2 separate regions of the Homo sapiens genome follow, and region 1 is linked to region 2. Evidence: read pairs that join two places in POLR2A ChIA-PET (ENCODE). Cell type or tissue: IMR-90. All regions are shown on one strand. Each heading gives the region's core, and the rest is flanking DNA. Links, peaks and the distances in the headings are about the cores only.

What was found. Peaks named below come from ENCODE experiments on the same cell type or tissue, not always from the same donor. Only the 100,000 strongest peaks of a DNase experiment are listed, where the experiment ranks them.
Region 1: POLR2A ChIA-PET joins it to region 2 with 17 read pairs; 2 of 35 experiments call an interaction of 5 or more read pairs at or near these places.

What each region holds. Positions count from the first base shown.
Region 1 is chr3:23,310,395-23,318,731 of GRCh38, reverse strand. All of the region lies in intron 3 of UBE2E2 (ubiquitin conjugating enzyme E2 E2), which reads right to left. Among named protein-coding and RNA genes, the nearest start is that of UBE2E2, 110 kb to the right of the region's middle. In IMR-90, for the core only: no CTCF peak of the experiment used is centred there; no DNase peak of the experiment used is centred there.
Region 2 is chr3:23,451,393-23,459,729 of GRCh38, reverse strand. All of the region lies in intron 3 of UBE2E2 (ubiquitin conjugating enzyme E2 E2), which reads right to left. Among named protein-coding and RNA genes, the nearest start is that of UBE2E2, 250 kb to the right of the region's middle. In IMR-90, for the core only: no CTCF peak of the experiment used is centred there; DNase peaks (open chromatin) are centred at 3,799 and 4,419; H3K27ac peaks cover 272 bases.

The DNA.
Region 1 (8,337 bases), core at 299-8,298, 140 kb after region 2:
ATCATGGGGGCAGTTTCCCCCATACTGTTCTCGTGGTAGTGAATAAGTGGTAAGTAAAAGTCTCACCAGATCTGATGTTTTTATAAGGGGTTTCCCCTTTCACTTGGCTCTCATTTTCTCTCATGCCTGCCACCACATAGACGTGCCTTTTGCCTTCTGCCATGATTGTGAGGCTTCCCCAGCCACGTGGAACTGTGAGTCCATTAAACCTCTTTTTCTTTATAAATAACCCAGTCTTGGGTATGTCTTTATCAGCAACATGAAAATGGACCAATACATTGTTTCTCTAATAAACACTTTCAAGTTATAACCTATTGATGAATATATTTCTTAAAATATATATTGATTAAATAGCAACTTTAGTGCTAATTGTATAATCTGATTTGCTATTGGCTTCCATTTAATGAAAGGTTAGCTGTGTTGCTGGTAGTCCCAGCTACTCAGGAGGCTCAGGTGGAAGAATCACTTGAGCCTGGGAGGCTGAGGCTGCAGTAAGCTGTGATCACACCACTGCACTCCAGCCTGGGAGACAGAGCAAGACCCTGTCATTCATTCATTAATAAAAAAAATTTTTTTAAAACCCTGTCATAAATAAATACCTTTTTAAAAAAACCATTAAACACACTAGAGAAGCTTGGAATTATCCATTAGAATCAAAAAGTAGGGAGGAAACTTGTTTTTTAAAACCTAGATAAGAGGGAGTCAGAACAAGATGGCCAAATAGAAGCTCCACTGATTGTCGTCCCTACAGGAACACCAAATTTAACAACTATCTACACAAAAAAGCACCTTCATAAGAACTAAAAATCAGGTGAGCGATCACAGTACCTGGTTTTAACTTCATATTGCTGAAAGAGGCACTGAAAAGGGTAAGAAAGAGGGTCTTGAATTGCAGACATCACCCCTCCTGATACGGTTTGGCTGTGTCCCCACCCAAATCTCATTTTGAATTCCCACATGTCGTGGGAGAGACCCGGTAGGAGGTAATTGAGTCATGGGGGCAGGTCTTTCTCGTGCTGTTCTCATGATAGTGAGTAAGTCTCATAAGACCTGATGGGTTTACAATGAGGAGTTTCCCTGCACAAGCTCTCTCTGTCTGCTGCCATTCAAGTTAAAATGTGACTTACTCCTCCTTGCCTTCCACCATTGATTGTGAGGCTTCCCAGCCATGCGGAACTGTAAGTCCAATTAACCCTTTATCCTGTATAAATCACCCGGTCTCCGGTATGTTATTATCAGCAGTGTGAAAACAGACTAATACACCTCCCCATCCACCAGCAGAGACTGCATGGTGCGGAGAGACAATCTGTGCACTTGGGGGACGGAGAGCACACCAACTGTGGGCTTTGCATTGGAACTCACTGATGCCCTGTCACAGCAGAAAGCAATGCTGGGCAGAACTCAGGTGATGCCCATGAAGAAGGCATTGAGACCAGCACTAGCCACAGGGGAACTGCCCATACCAGTAGCCTGGAACTTTCACAAGCTTTACCCCCACAGTTCTAAATTAACTTGAAAGGCTGTCTAGGCCACAAGGACAACAATTCCTAGGCAAGTCCTAGTGCCGTGCTGGGCTCAGAGCCAGCACATTTGGGGGGACACATGACCTAGTGACACACCAGCCAAGGAGGCTAAAGGAGCGTATGCACCATGCTTACCCAACTCCAGGCAGCACAGCTCACAGCAACAAAAGTGGCCCTTTCCTTCTTCTTGAGGAGAGGAAAGGCACCAGTAAAGAGGACTTTGACTTATAACTTGGATACCAGCTCAGTCACAGGAGGATAGGGCACCAGAGAGAGTCCTGAGGTCCCCATTCCAGGCCCTAATTCCCTGGATGACATTTCTAGACATATCCTGGGTCAGAAGTGAGCCCACTGCCTTGAAGAGAAGCACCCAGTCCTGTCAGGATTCATCACCTGCTGACTTAAGAGCGCTTAGGCCCTAAATGATCAGCAGCAGTAGCCAAGGTAGTACATGCCGTGGGCCTTGAGCGAGACTCTGAGGCGTGCCACCATTAGGTATGACCCAGAACATTCCCAGCTGTGGTGGCTATGGGAGAGACTCCTTCTGCTTGAGAAAAGTAGAAGAAAGATTAAGGGTACTTTGTCTTGTGCCCGGCCACAATAGAGAAAAGCACCAAGTGGGCTCTTGGGGTCGCCAGTTGTAGGCCTTGGCTCTTGGACAGCATTTCTGGCCCTGTCCTGGGGCAGAGGGGAGACCACTGCCCTACGGGGGGAATTGCAAGTGTGGCAGCATTCACCACAAGCTAAGTGAAGAGCCCTTGGCCTTAGGTGAGCACTGGAGGTAGCCTAGCAGTACTCCCTGTGGGCCTGTGGTGACAATGGACCAGGGAGAGACTCCTCTGCCTGGGGTAAGGGGAAGGAAGAGTGGGAAGGACTTTGTCTTGTGGTTTCGGTGGCAGCTCAGGTGCAGTAGCACAGAGAACCAGGTAAATTTCTAAGGTTTCCACCTCCGGGCCCTCGCTCTTGGATGGCACTTCTGGACCCATACAGGACCTAAGGGAAGGCATCACCCTGAAGCCTGGTTGGTTTTGCCAACTGCTGACGGCAAAGCTCTAGGACCTTAAGCAAACACAGGCAGTAGCCAGTCAGTGGTTACAGGGGACCCTGGATAAGACTCAGTGCTGCGCTGGCTTTAGGTCTGAGCCAGTGCATTTCCAGGGGTGGCGGCCACAGGGATGCTTGTGTCACCTCTCCACCAGCTCCAGGGTAGCTCAGCACAGAGAGAATGTGCTCCATTTGTTTGGGATAAAGTAAAGGAAGAAAACAAGAGTCTCTGCCAGGTAATCCAGAGAATTCCTCCAGATCTTAACAAAGACCACCAAGATGGTACCTCTACAGGTCTGCAAGAATCACAGCATTACTAAGCTTAGGGTATCCTCTAATGGAAATACAGTTGCAGGGACTACAAACTTAGATTACAGCACTCAAGTTCCAACAAATACCTGGAAAGCCTTCCCATAAATGACGGTTACAAACAACCAAAGACTGCAAAGACTACAATAAATACTTGACTCTTCAATGCCCCAAAACCAATGAGCATCCACAAGCACTAAGACCATCCAGAAAAACATGACCTCACCAAATGAACTAAATAAGGCACCAGAGACCAATCTCGGAGAGGCAGAGTTATGCAACGATTCATACAAAAGAATTTAAAATTGCTGTTTTGAATGAACTCAAGATAATACAGAAGGAATTCAGAATCCTATCAGATACATCAAAGAGACTGAAATAATTAAAAAGCATCCAGCAGAAATCCTGTAGTTGAAAAATGCAACTGACATACTGAAGAATGTATCAGTCTCATAATAGAATTCATCAAGCAAAAGCAAGATTTGGTGAGCTTGAAGACAGGCTATTTGAAAATTTTCAGTCAGAGGAGACAAATGAAAAAAAAAAAAAAAATGAAGCACACCTAGAAAATCGGCATGAACATCAAAGGTAGCCTAGCAGTACTCCCCGTGGGCCTGTGTTGGTAATGGAATGGGGACAAACTCCTCTGCCTGGGGAAAGGGGAGGGGAAGAGTGGGAAGAAGTTTGTCTTGTGGTTTTGATGCCAGCTCAGCTGCACCAAAATTTTCTAACACAAGATCTAGAAAATATCCTTAAAAGGGCAAACCTAAGAGTTACTGCCCTTAAAGAGGAGGTAAAGAGAGAGAGGTAGAGGTAGAAAGTTTATTCAAAGGGCTAATAACAAAGAACTTCCCAAGCCTAGAGAAAAAGACTGTCGATATTCAAGTACAAGAAGTTTATAGAAAACCAACCAGATTTAACCCAAAGAAGACCACCTCAAGGCTTGTAATAATCAAACTCCCAAAGTTCAAGAATAAAGGATACTAAAAAGAGTGAGAGAAAACAAACAAGTCACATACAATGGAGCTCCAATACATCTGACAGCAGTCTTTTCAGTGGAAACGTCACAGACCAGCATAGAGTGGCATGACATATTTGAAGTGCTGAAGGAAAAAAAACTTCTACTCAGAAAAGCATATCTGGTTAAAATATCCTTCAAACATGAAGAAGAAATAAAGACTCTCCCAAACAAAAGCTGAGGGATTTCATCAACACCAGACCTGTCCTACAACAAATGCTAAAGGAATTCTTCAATCTGAAAGAAAAGGGTATTAATGAGCAAGAAGAAATGATGTGAAGATACAAAACTCACTGGTAATAGTAAGTACACAGAAAAACAAAGAATATTATAACACTAATTGTGATGTAACTACTCATATCTTTAGTAGAAAGATAAAAACATAAACCCAACAAAAATAATAACTATGGCGGGCCACAGTGGCTCACACCTGTAATCCCAACACTTTAGGAGGTAGAGGCGAGAGGATCACTTGAGCCCAGGAGTATGAGACCAGCCTGGACAACATGATGAAATCACGTTATCTACAAAAAATATAAAAGTTAGCCAGGCATGGTGGTGTGCACCTTTGGTCCCAGCTACTCAGGAGGCTGAGGTGGGGGCATCACTTGAAACCGGGAAATCAAGGCCACAGTGAGCTGTAATTGTGCCACTGCACTCCAGCCTGGGTGACAAAGTAATACCCTGTAACAACAACAACAAAAAGAGTAACTACAGCAACTTTTCAAGACATAGACAGTACAACAAGATATAAGTAAAAACAGCAAAAAGTTAAAAAGCAGAGAGACCAAGTTAGAGTTATTAGTTTCCTTTTTGTTTGCTTGTTTATGCAATCAGTGTTAAGCTGTCTTCAGTTTAAAATAATGGTTATATTATTTACAAGCCTCATGGTAACCTCAAATCTAAAAACATACCAAAGATACACAAAAAACTAAAAGCAAGAAATTAAAACATACCACCAGAGAAAATCACCCTCACTAAAAGGAAGGCAGGAAGGCAGGAAAGAAGGAAGAGAAGACCACAAAACAACCAGAAAACAAGTAACAAAACGGCAGGAGCAAATCCTTACTTATCAGTAACAACACTGAATGTAAGTGGACTATACTCTCCAATCAAGAGACACAGAGTGGATGCAAGGATTAAAAAAACAAGACAGGCTGGGCACCGGGGCTCACACCTGTAATCCCAGCACTTTGGGAGGCCGAGGTGGGTGGATTACAAGGTCAAGAGATGGAGACCATCCTGGCCAACATGGTGAAACCCCGACTCTACTAAAAACACAAAAATTAGCCAGGTATGGTGGTATGCGCCTGTAATCCCAGCTACTCAGGAAGCTGAGGTAGGAGAATCACTTGAACCCAGGAGGCAGAGGTTACAGTAAGCTGAGATTGCGCCACTGCACTCCAGCCTGGGAACAGAGCGAGATGCCCTCAAAAAAAAAAAAAAAAAAAGACCCAATGATCCATTGCCTACAAGAAACACACTTCACCTATAAAGACACAAAGAGACTGAAAATAAAAGGATAGAAAAAAAATATTCCATGCAAATGGAAACCAAAAAACAGCAGGAGTAGCTATAATCAGACAAAACAGATTTCAAGACAAAAACTGTAAGAAACGAAGGTCACTATATAACAATAAAAGGGTCAATTAGCAAGATGATATAACAGATCATCCAGACAGAAAATCAACAAAGAAATATCAGACTTAATCCGCACTGTAGGCCAAATGGATCTAGTAGATATTTATAGAACATTTCACCCAACAGCTGCAGAATACGCTGTGTACTCCTCAGCACATGAATCATTCTCAAGAACAGAACATATGTAAGGCCACAAAACAATTCTCAAAACATTCTCCACCAAAAAAGAAATAGTATCAGGTATCTTCTCTGATGACAATAGAGTAAAACTAGAAATCAATAATGAGGAATTTTTAAAACTATATAAACACATGGAAATTAAACAATATGCTCCTGAATGACCAGTGGGTCAATGAAGAAATTAAGAAGAAAATTGAAAACTTTCTTGAAACAAATGATAATGAAAACACAACACAGCAAAACCTATGGGATACAGAAAGAGCAGTACTTTTTTGCCTACGTCAAAAAAGAACTCAAATAAGCCACCCAAGGATGCATCTTAACTAGGAAAGCAAGAGCAAACCAAACCCAAATTTAGTAGAAGAAATTATAAAGATCAGAGCAGAAATAAATGAAATCAAAACAAAAGAAACAATATAAAAAATCAACAAAACAACTGAACTCAGGGAGAGAGAATGCAGAAGGATGGTTACCAGAGGCTGGGAAGGGTAGGGGGATGATTGGGGAAACGTGGGATGGTTAACGGATTAAAAAAAAAAAATCCAGTATTTGATAGCACATCAGGGTGGGTTATAGTCAATAATAATTATACATGTAAAAATAACTGAAGGAGTATAACTGGATTGTTTGTAACACAAATCTAAATGCTTGTGGGAAGGAATACATTTACCCTGATATGATTATTATGCATTGTATACCTGCATCAAAATATCTCATGCATTAGTCTGTTCTCGCATTGCTATAAAGAAATATCCGAGTCTGGGTAATTTATAAAGAAAAGAGGTTTAATCAGCTCATGGTTCTGCAGGCTGTACAGGAAGCACAGCAGCTTTTTTTTGGGGGGAGGCCTCAGGAGGCTTCCAATCATGGCAGAAGGCAAAGGGCGAGCAGGCATCTCACATGTTATGAGTAGGAGAAAGAGAGGAGGGAGGTGCTACATACTTTTAAACAACCAGATCTGGCAAGAACTCACTCACTATCATGAAGATGGTACCAAGTTGATGGTATTAAACCATTCATGAGAAACCACTCCCCATGATCCAATCGCCTCCCACCAGGCCCTACCTCCAACACTGGCGATTACAATTCAACATGAGATTTGGTGGAGACACAGATCCAAACCATATGAAGGAGTATAACTGTATTGTTTGTAACACAAAGGATAAATGCTTGAGGGGATGGATACCACATTTACCTTGATGTGTAAGCCTGTGTCAAAATATCTCCTGTATCCCATAAATATATATACCTACTATGTACCCACGATTTAAAAAGAAAAAATTTAAATAAATAAAAACTAAAAACTAGAGAAATTCAAATTGTTTCAACTATATCTAAGTTCCTTTCCAAAGGTATAACATGTTAGCACTGGAAATGATTTAGTTCAATCCATTTTTTTTCCCAGATTAAGAAACTAAAGCACAGAGAATGTAAGCAACTGACCAAGGTTGTACAAGCAGCCACTGGCAACCCAAGTCTCTCTGATTACACTAATGGTTCTCCATATTTTATTAACCATCTACAGTAGAGAGCTACACTGTTTCCTAATTCAACCATTGTGGAAGACAGTGTGGTGGTTCCTCAAGGATCTGGAACTGGAAATACCATTTGACCCAGCCAAATATACACCTGGTATATATTACTGGGTATATACCCAAAGGATTATAAATCATGCTGCTATAAAGACACATGCACACGTATGTTTATTGCGGCACTATTCACAATAGCAAAGACTTGGAACCAACCCAAATGTCCATCAATGATAGACTGGATTAAGAAAATGTGGCACATATACACCATCGAATACTACGCAGCCACAAAAAAGGATGAGTTCATGTCCTTTGCAGGGACATAGATGAAGCTGGAAACCATCATTCTCAGCAAACTATCACAAGGACAAAAAACCAAACACCGCATGTTCTCATTCATAGGTGGGAACTGAACAATGAGAACACCTGGACACAGGAAGGGGAACATCACACACCAGGGCCCATCGTGGGGTGGCGGCAGGAGGGAGGGATAGCACTAGGAGATATACCTAATGTAAATGACAAGTTAATGGGTGCAGCACACCAACATGGCACATGTATACATATGTAACAAACCTGCATGTTGTGCACATGTACCCTAGAACTGAAAGTATTAAAAAAAAATCATGCTACACAGTCTAGGAATAATGACATCCTTATTATCTTATCCTTAGTGATGTTTCACACAGCTCTGCTTTCACACTCATGCCATCAACTGACATTATCTTTTATGTGTATGAGTATGCATGCATGTACGTACTTTTATAGAGACAGGGGTGCCTTGTTATATTGACCAGGCTGGTCTTGAACTCCAGGGCTCAAGTGATCCTCCTGCCTCAGTCTCCCAAGTCCTTGAGATTACAGGTAGAAGCCATAATGCCCGGCTCAAGGTTATCCTTTAACTTGAATCCTTCAACTTCTTCCTTCTGCCTTGTCCAAAGAATCTTGTCTCTTTCCTTTTCATTCCCCATTCTTCTCCAACAGCTTTTCCACACTGCAGTAAACCTGGTAATATCTTTTCCCTCTCTATTTCAGTCTAAACATGTAACAATAACGAACAAGAAATTAGAAGGTTTGGAGATGTGTTTAGTCA
Region 2 (8,337 bases), core at 75-8,074:
ACCTTCTCCAGAAACTTCCATAACAACTTAATATGTCCCGAGGCATGAATAATTTGTTCACATGCTGAGTTTGTATGGCAGAACTCAGAGCAATAGAAAGGTTATTACAGAGGTCCTGGAGGTGTTTATATAGCCCTCCTACTGTTCAACAGCCTTTGTTTCTTCTCCTTTTTACGTTCTGGATAGTTTAAATGTTTCATAAAGGTGTCTGGATTTGTAAAAACATTATGGTCCTGTTACTACTCACTTATTTTCTCATGATTACAAGTTGGAGAAGAGCTAAAAGTTCTCAAAAAAGCAGTTTTTAATAACTGTTGAACTATTTTTGGGTGTAATTCAACTATATGTATCAGTAACAAGTTTTGTTCTTATTATTTCTCATCTCTTTTAGTCACATCTGCCTTGTCAATGAGAAGAATGTTTATGAAATTAAAAAGTTCATTTTGTTGAATCAGCTACAAAAATATCTGAACCATAAAAAAATTCCAAAAACTATCTCTTAGGAGCCAAAGGGTAGCCCTTATAGAATTTTCCATGGATAGATTTGCTTACTTAAAGTATTTGGCAGGCTTTGAAAACATAACAGAGGTCAATAATTTGTGACCACAGAAGATCTGTGTTTAGTTTAAATCTGTATGGGCACATAATTAAGGCAGAAAATTGAACACAAATGGAGATCTAGTTCAAACCCATTTGTAAAAAATGAGATGGAATCAGAATTATCAAATCAGAATGCACACATGATATAGGAACCTCATGATGACCTTACTTTCTGATTTACTGCCATTTACAGGCATGCCGTGTTTTATTGCCCTTTGTTTTACGGTGCTTCTTAGATATTGCATTTTTTTGTTTTTCAAATTGAAGATATGTGACAATCAGGTGTCAAGAAAGTCCATCAGCACCATTTTCCAGCAGTACATGCTCACTTTATGTCTCTGTGTCTCATTTTGGTAATTACTGCACTAATTCAAACTTTTTCATTAGTATGAGATCTGTGAACAGTGATCTCTGGCCAGGCGCGGTGGCTCACACCTGTAATCCTAGCACTTTGGGAGGCCGAGGTGGGCGGATCACGAGGTCAGGAGATTGAGACCATCCTGGCTAACACAGTAAAACCCCATCTCTACTAAAAATACAAAAAATTAGCCCAGCGTGGTGATGGGCGCCTGTGGTCCCAGCTACTCGGGAGGCTGAGGCAGGAGCATGGTGTGAACCCGGCAGGCGGAGCTTGCAGTGAGCTGAGATGGCGCCACTGCACTCCAGCCTGGGCGATAGAGACTCCGTCTCAAACAACAACAACCACCACCACCACCACCACCACCACCACCACCACCAGCGATCTCTCTGATCAGTGATTGTTGATGTTAGAATCTTAATTGTTTTGGGGCACCATGAACCACACCCATAGAAGATGGCAAACTCTCGATACATGTTGTGTGACTGCTCCACTGACTGGCCACCTTCTACTCTCTCCCCTTCTCCTTGGGCCTTCCTGTTCCCTGCGACGCAACAATACTGAAATTAGGTCTACAATAGCCTCTAAGTGTTCAAATGAAAGGAAGAATCACATCTCTCTCATTTTAAATCAAAAGCTAGCAATGATGAAGCCTATGAAGAAGCCATGCTGACAGCCCAGACAAGCAGAAAACTAGACCTCTTGTGCAAAACAGTTAGCCAAGTTGTGAATGCAAAAGAGAAGTTCTTGCATGAAATTAAAAGTGCTACTTCAGTGAACACATGAATGATAAGAAAGTGAAAGAGCTTTATTGCTGATATGAAGAAAGTTTTAGTGGTCTGAATAGATCAAACCAGCCACATCACTCCTTCAAGCCAAAACCTAATCCAGCGCAAGGCTGTAACTAACTTCAATTCTGCGAAGGCTAAGAGAGTAAGAAAACTGCAGAAGAAAAGCTGGAAGCTATAGAGGTTTAGCTCATGAGACACAAAGGAAAAAGCAGTCTTCCTAACATAAAAGTGGAATGTGGGAGTTTGAGACCAGCCTGGGCAACACAGGGAGATCCCATCTCTACATAAAATAGAAGAAGTAGCTGGATATGGTGGTGAATGCCTGTAGTCCAAGTTACCTGAGAGGCTGAGGAGCTTGAGCCTGGGAGGTTGAGGCTGCAGTGAGCTGTGATCACGCCACTGCACTCCAGCCTTGGTGACAGAGCAAGACCCTACCTCCAAAAAACAAAAAAAAGTGCAAGATGAAGCAGCAGCAGCTGATGGAGAAGCTGCAGCAAGTTATCCAGAATATCTAGCTAAGATCACTGATGAAGGTGGCTATTTAAGTCTAGATTTTCAGTGCAGACAAAATGTAGCTTAGGGTCCCTGGGTTTTTGGGTATCCACTGTGAAAAAGCACTCACTTGTAAGTGTTATACCTTGAGCTTTTGTTATTTCAAAAAAACTTCCAGGAAGAAGCTTAGCCCCAGAAAAACCAGTTGGATCTAGAGATGCGTCAGTTGCAGATGAACTTTGGCAAACTCCCTTCAATGCATACTAAAATCCCTGCCCAGAGAGAAGCTTAGCCCCCATTTTCTATACACGCAGCATATATAGAAGCATCATCAGGGACTGCTCGGGTGCTGCCTTTACTCCACCTCAACATACAATGACTCAGTTAACCAGCCCAATAAAAGCTTGTTTTCACCATTGTTCAGGAAGGTTTTGCTTTGGGAACTATCCTCAGCATTCTTCTTATTACAAGTAATAAAATCTCCTTGCTGAATCCTCGATTATGGTAAATGGACTGTCATCCACCAAGCAATCAAACCCACCCATTGTGTGGGTAACAAACAGCCTTCTTTTGGAAGAAGAGGCCATCTAGGACTTTCCGAGCTAGAGAGGAGAAGTCAGCTCCTGGCTTCAAAGCTTCAAAGGACAGGCTGACCCTCTTGTTAGGGGCTAATGCAGATGGTGACATTTAAGTTGAAGCCAATGCTCACTTACTAATCCAAAAATCCTAGGGCCTTAAATAATTATGCTAAATCAACTTTACCTACGCTATATAAAGCTGCGATGACAGCACACTTGTTTACTGCACAGTTTACTGAATATTTTTAAAGTCCACTGTTGAGACCTACTGTTCAAAAACAAGATTCTCTTCAAAACACTACTGCTCACTGACAATGCACCTGGTCACCGAAGAGCTCTGGTGGAGATGTATAAGGAGATGAATGTTGCTTTCATACCTGCTAACTCAACAACCATTCTGTAGCCCATAAACCAAAGAGTAATTTTGACTTTCAAGTGTTATTATTGAAGAAATACATTTTGTAAGGCAATAGCTCCCATTCGCAGTGATTCCTCTGATGGATCTGGGCAAAGTCAACTGAAAATCTTGTGGAATGGATTCACCATTCTAGACGCCATTAAGAACATTCGTGATCATGAGATGAGGTCAAAATATCAAGTTGATAGGAGCTTGATAGAAGTTGATTCCAACTCTCATGGATGATTTGAGGGGTTTGATTTCAATGGAGGAAGTAACTGCAAAGATGGTAGAAATAGCAAGAGAACTAGAATTATAAGTGGAGCCTAAAGATATTGATTTGCTGCAATCTTATGATCAAACTTGAACAAATGAAGAGTTGCTTCTTAGGAATAAGCAAAGAAAGTGATTACTTAAGATGGAATCTACTCCTGGTAAAGATGCTATGAACACTGTTGCAATGTCAACAAAGGATTCAGAATATTACATAATATCAGTTGATAAAGCCGTGGCAGAGTTTGAGAGGACTGACTCCAATTTTGAAAGAAGTTACATTGTGGGTAAAATACTGCCAAACAACTGTTCATGCTACAGAGAAATCTTTTGTGAAAGGATGAGTCAACTGATGCAACAAATTTCATCGTTGTTTTATTGTAAGAAATTACCACAGCTACTCCAGCCTTCAGCAACCACCACCTTGATCAGTGAGCAGCCATCCACATCAAGGAAAGACCCTTCACCAGCAAAAAGATTATGACTCCCTAAAGGCTCAGATGATCGTTAGGATCTTTCAGTAATAAAGTTTTCTTATTTTTCTTTTTAAGAGACAGGGTCTCGCTCTGTTGCTTACACTGGAGTGCAGTGGCGTGATCCCAGCTCATAGCAGCCTTGAACTCCTGGGCTCAAGTGATCCTCCGCCTAAGCTGAAAACTTAAAAAATTAGCCCGGCTAATTTTTTGTAGAAATGGGGGTCTCATTATGTTGACCAGGCTGGTCTTGAACTCCTAGCCTTAAGTGATCCTCCTGCATTTGCCTCCCAAAGTGCTGGGATTACAGGAATGAGCCACTGTGCTTAGCCCAATAATGTACTTGTTATTAAGGTATATGCATTGTCCTCTTTAGACATAAAGTCACTGCACACTTAATTGGCTACAATACAGTATAAACATAATTTTTGGATGCACTGGGAAACCAAAAAATTTGTGTGACTCACTGTGTTGCAACATCTGCTTTATTGCTGTGGTCTCGAGCCGAACCTGCAGTATCTCTGAGGTTCCTGTAATTCACTTGTGTGGTAGACACAGAGGGCATTTCCTATTGACAGGTAGTCAAGCTGCTTAATTATAGATTGTTGATAGTTCTGCTCCATCTATTTACCTCGCATGCAGGGAAGCCTTTGGAAAGCTAAACTTTTCAGGTCTCTCAGAAAGAGAAGAGAGCAAAATCTGCATTAAAACTATTCTTGTCATGCAGAGACCTGGGTTAGGCAGGAAGACATGATAATCCAGTGAATTCTGCTTAGGGATCAAGTCCCCACACTTGGCTTCAATGACTTTTCATAATCTCGGATACACCCATAAAGAAACAAAATACTGCAAAACGTAAGGTAAACAGACAAAAAAAATTCCTAACATTTTCTATGCAAAGTTCAAATTTTGAGTTTAGCTTCAGCTAAATTAGGAAGTACACTGTACAACACTTTACCAGGAGGTAGTCTTTTATTTTAGTGCTTGAATTTGTATGCTATCAAAAAATAGTATGGCATCTTGCCAAACTTGCACTTAGTTCAAACAAAACTTTAAAAGAGCTGTTATTCTAGGTGCATATTCACGTATTATTTCTCATATAGGCATACCCAGACATCACACACGGATGGAAGAAAGCTGTTGGGCTATCCCATTAGCAGGATGAAACACAGTCTGTGTTATATGAGGTATTTCTTGTACTGTAAGCAAAACTTCTCTTAGCTTTTCTGGCAATTTATTCCATAATTTTTGTCTTAAAGTTCTTTATGAGACTAAAGATACAAGGTAGCAGATGAGACTTAAATCAGACTTCAGCAGGTAGATGGAAAGCGCTCAGACATGAGACCTCCCTTAAAGGTCTTACCCAACTCTCAGCTTTTAAAATATGGATTGCATTCATGGGTGGCACCTTTTAAAATAAACCATTCTTTTTCAAAGCGTTTTGTTCTTTTAAAATAATAAGCTGTTTCAAGTAGATTTTCTACTGTAAGTTAATAACTAATAAACACATGGTATAAAGTTATTACATTTAAGTACTGTTAAAATTTAAAAAATCAGTTTATAAAGTATTAAAATAATTTAAAGAGCAACTAATGGGGATCTAAAAATTCATTAGCTTCTTAAAAATTCAAACAGAACAAAACTGACAAAGGTAAAACAAGTCTCCTCTTATTCCTCAAGTTCTAGGAGTCTATGATTCTAACAAATTAAATACTTACATTTAGCAACATAATCTTACACAATATGCAAATATCTCAGAATGCTGCCTCCCTTCTGTAAAATTAAAGAGTATAGAAAACTATACCTTTAAGTTATTTTATAGCAGACATTCTAGGTGTTTACTACTAGACGTGTATCTTCTTTAAAAGGTAACTAGCACCACTATAATAAGCTCAGAAAAAGTTTCTTCCCCTATCAAGATATTTGTAACATCTTCACAATGAAGAGATGCTTCCTTGGCCAATGTACAAATACATTTTGAAAGGAAAGCTGTAATACACTGCTCTACAAGAAAGCTCTGTTGGTTGCAGAGGGTTAGGAAAATCTATAATGACAAATGTATTCACAGTTTGTTTTATAAAGTCGTTAATATGCAATATCTTGATTTATATTTTATTAAGATCATCAATGATTCCCTTTCCAGATTCAGAAATATATAAAAAGGGATTTTAAAATATCCTCAAACCACTGTTGTAAGCACCTCAGTTCTAGTCTTCAAAGATGCATACAATTTTTAAATGAGAAGTGAAATATGTGGAAAGAGAAAGTAGGCTAAAACTGTAGTCTTTGTTTTTCATTTGTTAATACTTTGGGTATATATTCTGTTTAACTTCCCTTAAGACATATTCATGCCAACTTTCTTTTTAAAAAACAGGTTAAAGATATAAAGTATTTTTTTCTTTCCTCACCACAAAAAAAAACAGAAACAAATGGAGAGCCTCCAAACATATTGTTTCCAACGGAAATGGATGAATTAAAAAATAGTTGCTCATTTTAACAAAAAATTCAATATTTTAAATAAGTTGAAAACACCACAACTACGTTGATTTAACTGACATATTTAAAATGGTATATATTAAACCATTAGGATACTCTACCAGAAGTAGCACTTGCCAGTTATAGGAAGGCACATTCAAACTTCGGTGCCTAAGCCTTAAGAATACTTATTATTTCCCCACTGCCAAATGCTCCAAAATATTTTACCTATCATTTACTTTGAAGAGCAGTTATTTTTCTAAGGATACTATTAAAAATGGGACATAGAGTCTAAGCAGTATTAGTGCACTTATGGGAAAAACAGGATGAAATACCAAAAAGTTGGCCTGTTCCAGGAAATCCAGAATACATAGTTGCTATTTGAGTAAAGGGGTGTGCCAGCGTGCTGTGGAGAACAGAACTCAAGAGACGGCATAAAAAGAACTTGTCCATCCTAACTCTGTTAGATCATAGGCATTTTGTAGTAAATTATGGTCCTTCAAGTCTTTTTCCTCCCTACTGCCCTCACCAGACCTCCTGACATACCCTCCTTTTCACAGAATGATAACATTAAAATGTCTTTCTCCCATCAGGGATAAAGTTGTTCTCATCTTTGACCAACACAGAATTATGCAGTAGCAACTCAACCATTTGGGTAACAGTTATCACCTAGCCTAATAAAGATTATAACTAGGATCAAGTTACAGTGTTATTCTAAATCAACAATCTGAATATAAATTTTAACTGGTCAGTGTGCACTAGAATTCCCATATTTTATAAACACGACTTTTACACTAAACTTTCTAAAGTCTCTCAAAAATTTTAATATAGATTCAAAACATACATTCTTATCAAGAAAACACCATGTTCCAAATTCAAATACTTTGGAAGAGTCAATGGAGGACTGTCAGCTGGTTCAAAAGTCTACTCACTAACAGAAAAAAAAAAGATTCTGTATAAAAATTGCACCTGTTTATGATTCACATTTTCTTAAAGAACTTCCTACTGTGTCTCTTGCTGACAAGTAAATGTAGGACCTTAAATCCACACAGTAGCTAGATATATCGTGCTGTTGAAAGTGTGAATTCACCAGTGGATATAGAACATTCATTAAATGAGGATATGAACTAACATATTCCAGCTGCAACAATTTTTGAACTATGCAAGTAACTCCATCCTTTTTCTTCCCCACTTTCAGCCAAAGAAATACTCTCCAAAGCCCAGAAAAACATCTCAAAGAATTGTTGAAAACTCACCACCAACCTTTTCCATATTTAGATTTTAACAATTAAATCTCTATAATTTAATTTCCAGTAAGAATAACATTAACAGGTTGATGGTAAAACAACCCTGTAATAATTCAATAAAAATGATAAAAATTTATCTTTATGAGATAAGCAACAACATCCATCCCTCTTACCCTTTAGGTACTGCTCTATTTTTTTCAAACTTGGCCACTATCTTAGGGAAGCATAAATATATTTTTTAAAACTCCACCAACATAGAGATTTCTTGTTGAGAGACTATGAACATATTCCTCGCTCATAAAAATAACTAACGATTGTATGAGAATCAAGTTTGAATTACTGAAATAGAAATAAAGCATACCTCTATACTTTTCATGTTGTAAAAGTACTTTATTACCAGGATATTAGCTTATTTTGGATTTCTTATAGCAAAAAGTACATCTTACTACACTGATAGCAGAGAGACAAAATCTTACATTACATAATCAAGACTCCTTAAGAGATAACACGGTATAGTCGTCAGAAGCGCTCACTGAAGACCTAAATTTCCTGGCTATCAATTGCAGACCTGCCACACCGATCAGCTCAGCAACCCTGCTCAAATTACTCTTTATTCCATGCCTCAGCCTCCTCATCTGTAAAATTATAAGTAT